Linked DNA regions of Homo sapiens: region 2 is linked to region 1. Evidence: chromatin contacts called from ENCODE Hi-C or POLR2A ChIA-PET data. All regions are on one chromosome and are shown on one strand. The core of a region is the stretch at or near the end of the contact, and the rest is flanking DNA. Distances in the headings are between cores, read along the strand shown. Region 1 has its middle 81 kb from the start of LINC02160. Region 2 has its middle 76 kb from the start of TARS1-DT.

Evidence for each region. Hi-C counts contacts between places; a loop is a spot of excess contacts on that map. ChIA-PET counts read pairs that join two places held with the same protein, here RNA polymerase II (POLR2A). Pooled maps may share reads with other maps.
Region 2: a loop to region 1 is called in a pooled map, with 2.0 times the contacts of the local background. The contact joins two enhancer-like sites. A Hi-C loop is called at or near these places in 7 of 168 maps with a recorded cell type or tissue (Right ventricle myocardium inferior, cardiac septum, endothelial cell of hepatic sinusoid and 4 more) and 3 of 50 pooled maps. POLR2A ChIA-PET finds 5 or more read pairs at or near these places in 2 of 52 experiments (BJ and MCF 10A).

Annotation. Positions count from the first base shown.
Region 1 is chr5:33,309,335-33,312,335 of GRCh38, reverse strand. No RefSeq gene overlaps it. Among named protein-coding and RNA genes, the nearest start is that of LINC02160, 81 kb to the right of the region's middle. RefSeq lists an enhancer at 1-462. Within about 2 kb of position 1,620, at least 3 of the 41 ENCODE cell types and tissues checked have a DNase peak (open chromatin) inside an H3K27ac peak, as active enhancers do.
Region 2 is chr5:33,362,931-33,365,808 of GRCh38, reverse strand. No RefSeq gene overlaps it. Among named protein-coding and RNA genes, the nearest start is that of TARS1-DT, 76 kb to the left of the region's middle. RefSeq lists an enhancer at 2,393-2,878. Within about 2 kb of position 1,333, at least 7 of the 41 ENCODE cell types and tissues checked have a DNase peak (open chromatin) inside an H3K27ac peak, as active enhancers do.

The sequences.
Region 1 (3,001 bases), core at 371-2,870:
TAAACTCCCATTGAACTCTTTAGAGAAAAAAATCTGAGACTCCTATATGAACTGGAGGTAATGACCTGAGTTTTAAAGCTATGATTAGAATTTTTGCATCAAAATGGCAGTTTTCTCTCAGAGTGCTGACTTGAAGATGGTGCATTTATTGTGATGATTTGGCCCCTGTGCAAAAACACTGGTGACTCATTTTGTGTGGGTGATTCTCTTTAGTCCAGTTTCTGAATAACTGAGCTCTTACTACCTTATAGTCATCCTTAATATTTGACCACAACTGGTATCACTCAGCCTGCTTATTCACTCCACTTGCCATTCCTTATTCTGAGTGATTTGGGGTTATTTAAGAAAATTAGATTCATCTATATTTGCTACAGCTGAGGCTACTCAAAATAATTTGAGCTGATGTCAATAATGAAATGGAACTCCAAGAAATTGTAAGTAATGGCAGCTTAACGAGAGTAAGTGAATAGATACCAAAGAGGAAGACCTTCAACAGGACAATACAAATTTGGATATGTAGATTTAGGTGTGAATGTGTTAAAGATAAAATAAATCACATGTCTTGTAGTTACTTTGCAACCCAAAGTACAGAATCCTTTGTCCATTGTATCCGTTGCCTATCTTCAGCCAAGAACGAATGCTTTTTGCATATTCGTCATTTATCGAAACTGGTATAGGCTATTAGGAACTAAATAGCCATAGTCTCTGATTTCATGGGGACTTAATTAGTTAGAAACAGACAAATAAAAATACATAATATGTCATGGGTAATAAATGCTTCTGGGAAAAATTAAGGTCAGAGAGAAAGAGAGTGATGGGGTGGAACTATTATTTGGATAAACTGGTCAGGAAAGACCTATCTGATAAGACGATGTTTCAGCAGAGCTTTGAACAAGTAAGACAGCTAGATTTGTGGGTATTTGGGGGAGTGGCAGGAGTGGGGTGTTGAAGAGAGTGAGCATTTTCCAGAAGGAACAGCATTTGCAAAGAAGTATGCTTGGTTAACATTGTGAACTATGAGAACAAACATGTCTCAAAAGACCATTCAGGACAGTTTAAGAATGAAGCACAAATATACAGAGGAGGAAAAATCTGATTTGGGAAAAAATATCTCTCAATCAAAGCTCAGGATAAAAACTTTTCTCGGCCGGGTGCGATGACTCACACCTGTAATCCCAGCACTTTGAGAGGCCGAGGCCGGTGGATCATGAGGTCAGGAGATCGAGACCATCCTGGCTAACACGGTGAAACTCCGTCTCTACTAAAAATACAAAAAATTAGCCAGGTGTCGTGGCGGGCGCCTATAGTCCCAGCTACTAGGGAGGCTGAGGCAGGAGAATGTCGTGAACCCGGGAGGCGGAGCTTGCAGTGAGCCAAGATGGCGCCACTGCACTCCAGCCTGGGCAACAGAGCAAGACTCAGTCTCAAAAAAAAAAAAAACCTTTTCTTTTTGTGTCTTCTGCTTTTCATCCTACTCATCAGCATTTGAACTTGCTCTCCCTTTTAGTTTTCTGATCTCAAATTATTTGACTAGAATAAATGTAATCATGCTATTCTAGATACATGTCCATGCACTTAGGATGAATCATTGTGATTCAGTCATTGTGTTATTTAGCTTATGTTAGTGCATTAAAGTTAAGACACATTGCTAAGGGCAAGGGAGGCTTAGGTGGAATGGGGAAAGATTTTTTGAGCAATACTTTTCATCTGGATATTTTTGCTGAATTATCTGTATATCTACCACAATCCTAATTTTTCCCTCTTGGTTTCTAAAGATATGCTTTCTGTTAAGTCTGGAGAAAAACCGTATTTGGAGGATGGTTTCTCAATGCTCTTAAACAGCAAAATGAAGACTCTTGATGAGCTACCGGATAAAGTTTCTCAAGATGAGGGTTTTATTTTATAAAAGAGGAGTTGGGACATAGTTGTAGAAATCAGAGTTTGAAGGAACCATATAGCTCCCTGTGAATTCCACTCCCTCAATTTACGCTTGGTGGCATGAAAGCCCTGCAAGGCTAGGGGGAATGGAAACTCATGTATACTGAGTGCTTTCTGTGTAGCAGGCATTATGCTGGACACCTTCATGTGTATCATCTTATTTTATCAGCTCCACAATTCTATGAAGCATTGGCAGGGATATGTGTTAGCTCTTCTCTATTTGCCCACAAAGTCTACTCTGCACACTGCTTCACCTTCTTTGCTCTGGGAGGCTAACCTTTCTGCATCTCATTAGCCAGATTCCTTTGCCAACGGGAAGCATAAGCTGGAGATCAGAGGGTGGAAAATGAGAGAGGGCATGGTCTTTATACCCTATCTCCTGTCTGGTCAGAGTCACAGTTTAATGGTGATGGGCAAAAATGGATCGAATTAGAGGGAAGAATCAGATGGGAAACTCAGATAATAAGCATAGATGGTTCTTTTAGGTATCTGGGGCATTTTGTTCTCTCAGTTCTTCAAACATAATTACATATTTGAAGTTTCATTCTGTATCTGGATAGGATTGTATCTGTATCTGCTTGATAAGAGGAAAATCCTCTGCAGTTTCCCAGTGTATCTTGGCTTGTCTTTAGCTTTGGCTAAGCATAAGTCAATACTTACTTATTTGACATATGCAATCGTGAAGACTTTTCTTTCTGTCTTAATAAACATGATACAGTGTGTCTTTTGCCTCTGGGATCTCTTAAAATGTGTTTGGAATTAAAAAAAATATATAAATATACACATACTCATATATATGCATATATATATATTCATGTAGCATTTTAAAATCATGTCATAGTTTCTGAATGTGTAGAGCTAGGATTCTAAATGAAAGAATAAAGGAAACCATGGACTTGGATGGTTTTAAAGTATGCTTCTTTGTAATTTTGAGAGGAAAGTCAGAAAAGAACTGCAAAAATGATGTATGAATGTAATCACTCTGTCTTTTGTAGCCTTGTTTTCTGTTCTTTTTTTCTTGACCTTGAGCCAGTTTTCATTCTGTTGTATACAACTCTTTCCA
Region 2 (2,878 bases), core at 84-2,583, 54 kb before region 1:
ATATGTCAGGCACTACTCTAAATACATTTATGAACTCATTAATCTTAATAACGGTCCAACAAGGTAAATCTTACTACAGTTGACCGCTGAACAACACAGGGGTTGGGGCCGCTGACCTGTGTGGTTGAAATCCATATATAAATTTTGACACCTCAAAAACTTAACTACTAATAGCCTACTATTGACTGGAAGCCTTACCGATTTAACATAAACAGTTGATTAACACATATTTTGTATATTATATGTATTATATACTGTAATATTACAATATAGTAAGCCAGAGAAAAGAAAATGTTATTAAGAAAATCACAAGGAAGAGGAAATATATCTACTATTTATTAAGTGGAAGTGGATCATCATACAGGTCTTCACCCTTGTTGTCTTCATGTTGAGTAGGCTGAGGAGGAAGAAGAGTAGGGGTTGGTCTTGCCATATCGGGAATGGCAGAGGCAGAAGAAACTCCGTGTGTAAGTGGACCTGTGCAGTTCAAACCCACGTTGTTCAAGAGTGAACTGTATTTCCATTTTAGAGATGAGCTTCAGTGACTTTCAACATTTTGCCATACTCATTTTCTACCTCTCTTCTTTTTTATAAAATAAAAACTACAAAAAATTTCTAACATACTCTTTGAAGTAGACGAATGGCGTTTCTCACCCTTAAATACTCTAGCATGCATCTAAAAAAAGGACAATTTTATAACAGTCACACCTAACAAAACTAATAATAATTCTTGAATATTACTTATTTAATACCAAGTTCATATTTCTCTGACTGTCTTAACGTTTCTTTTTTGGTGTTATGCTAAATTAGAGCCAAAAATGGTCTACTCGTTTTATTTGGTTGTTGTGACCCTTAAGCCTCTTTTAATTTAAAATCCCCTCTGCCTGAAGAGGGAGGATTTAGATTGTTGTGAAGGCAGAAGGAGACCATGGGGTGCCTTTCTACTTCGCTTCTCATACACAAAAATGTGGTGATGAGGTTACAGGAGAATAAAGCAAAATCACCCCAGCTTCTTCCTATTTCTTGGACTCTTGACCCACCTTCTTACCTTATGGGTGGCCATCCCTATTTCTGTAGGTCACTTTCTTATGTGAGTAGTAAGGGGTTGCTAGGAAGAGGCTGGTGGATTTCCTTGCACTTACCAGAAACAGAGGGTATATCACTACCAACGGAAATTACTATGAATAGCTCTCAGCAAAACACTTCCGTTGTAATAGGGGCATGATCTCAGTGAGGAAATTGGTGCTTGAAGATTTGTCTGTGTATACTTTTTTTTTATGCAAGAAGAGAAAACATGGGGTTATTTACATTGTAGGGAGGAACTCTTCAAGGTCAGAAGGGGCTCTAGTGAACTCAGCCTGGTTGAGGCTTACTGGCCTGTGCTTTCTGAGATTGAGTAGGCATCCAGAGAACCATGTCCTTTCTCTCCATAGCCTGGGTTAAATATGGAGACATTCTACTAAAGAGTAACTAGAATCGCAGAAATGCACTGCTAGCAAAGGCCTAAAGAATAGCCAGCAAGTGTTTTCAAATGCTGTTCCCACAAGGCTCCATCCATGGAGGCACTTTAAGTATTCTGCAAATATTTTCTTTGAACTTCCTTAAAAAATGTGGTCAATTCTTTATTTTAGTACTAGTCCTTATTTTGGTTTTCTTTTCCAATCTTTCTCTTAGAATTCAGTTTTCACTAAACTTTACCAACACTAATAATAAATTAGCCTCATCTCTTTGTCATGAAATCTCTAAAGTAATGATTCCCAAACCACCATGGAAAAAGCATACATTCTTGATGCCAAAATGAATTTTTGAAAAGGTGCTTTCTTCTTATGTACCTTAGTAAAATAATTTTTTGGAAGTCCATTCTCTTTGGTGGATCTTGAAGCCTGGGAAGACCCATTCTGGAGTGAGACAATGTCTTCACAGAATAGGAGTTGTGCAAGTTAGGGTTTTGGTTTTTGTTTTTGGAGTGTGTGCGTGTGTGTGTGTGTGCAGTAAGTCATTAAATCAAGGCTGAAGCTTTAACTCCATAGAGGCTAGTGGAAGGAATGTTCCTCATCTTGTAAAAACCATTTCCAAGGAACAGTTTAAAAGAAATAATTTGGGCCAGGAACTGTGGCTTACGCCTCTAATCCCAGCAATCTGGGAGGTTTGAGGCCAGGAGTTTGAGGTTCAGTGAGCTATGATTTCACCACTGCGCTCCAGCCTGGGTGACAGGGTGAGACCCTGTCTCTTAAAAAAAAATGAGGATAAAGTTGCCAAGTTTAGTAAATTAAAATATGGGATGCTCAATTAAATTTGAATTTCAGACAAATAAATGATTTTTTAAAAGTACATCATATTTGGGACATATGCTAAAAACATTTGTCGTTTATCTGAAATTCAAATATAGCTGAAACTTGTTGTTTTTCTGAAATTCAAAAATAAGTTGTTTTGTTTTTCATCTGGTGACCCTCTTGAGTTAGCTGCTTTTGTCTGGTATATTCAGAATTCCAGATTTATTCATTTATAGTCATTCCTCCTGTAACTGTCTTTCCAGTGTGCTGAGGTCCTGCAAGACTCAGAGCCAGGAGAAATTCCTATGTACTCTGCCACTGACACTTCCTGCACTTAGTGACCTCAAAGAGGTTGACCCCAGGGCAATGAGAAACAAAAGAGGAAAATCAAGTCATGGGTCCCTGTGAAATCTTTTCTTTCAGGGCTGACCTTGATGTTTTGCAGCCTCCCGGTGGCCTGGCTCAAGTGGTTTAGTGTTGAAATTCTTTTAAGTGATTGTGTTAGTTTCCTTTTCGTAAACCTTATCTCTTCCTTGGAGTGTGTTTTAGTTTGCCTGGATGGAGTTGAGTATTCCATCGACTCCCTGAGTCCTCACGTCAGACTT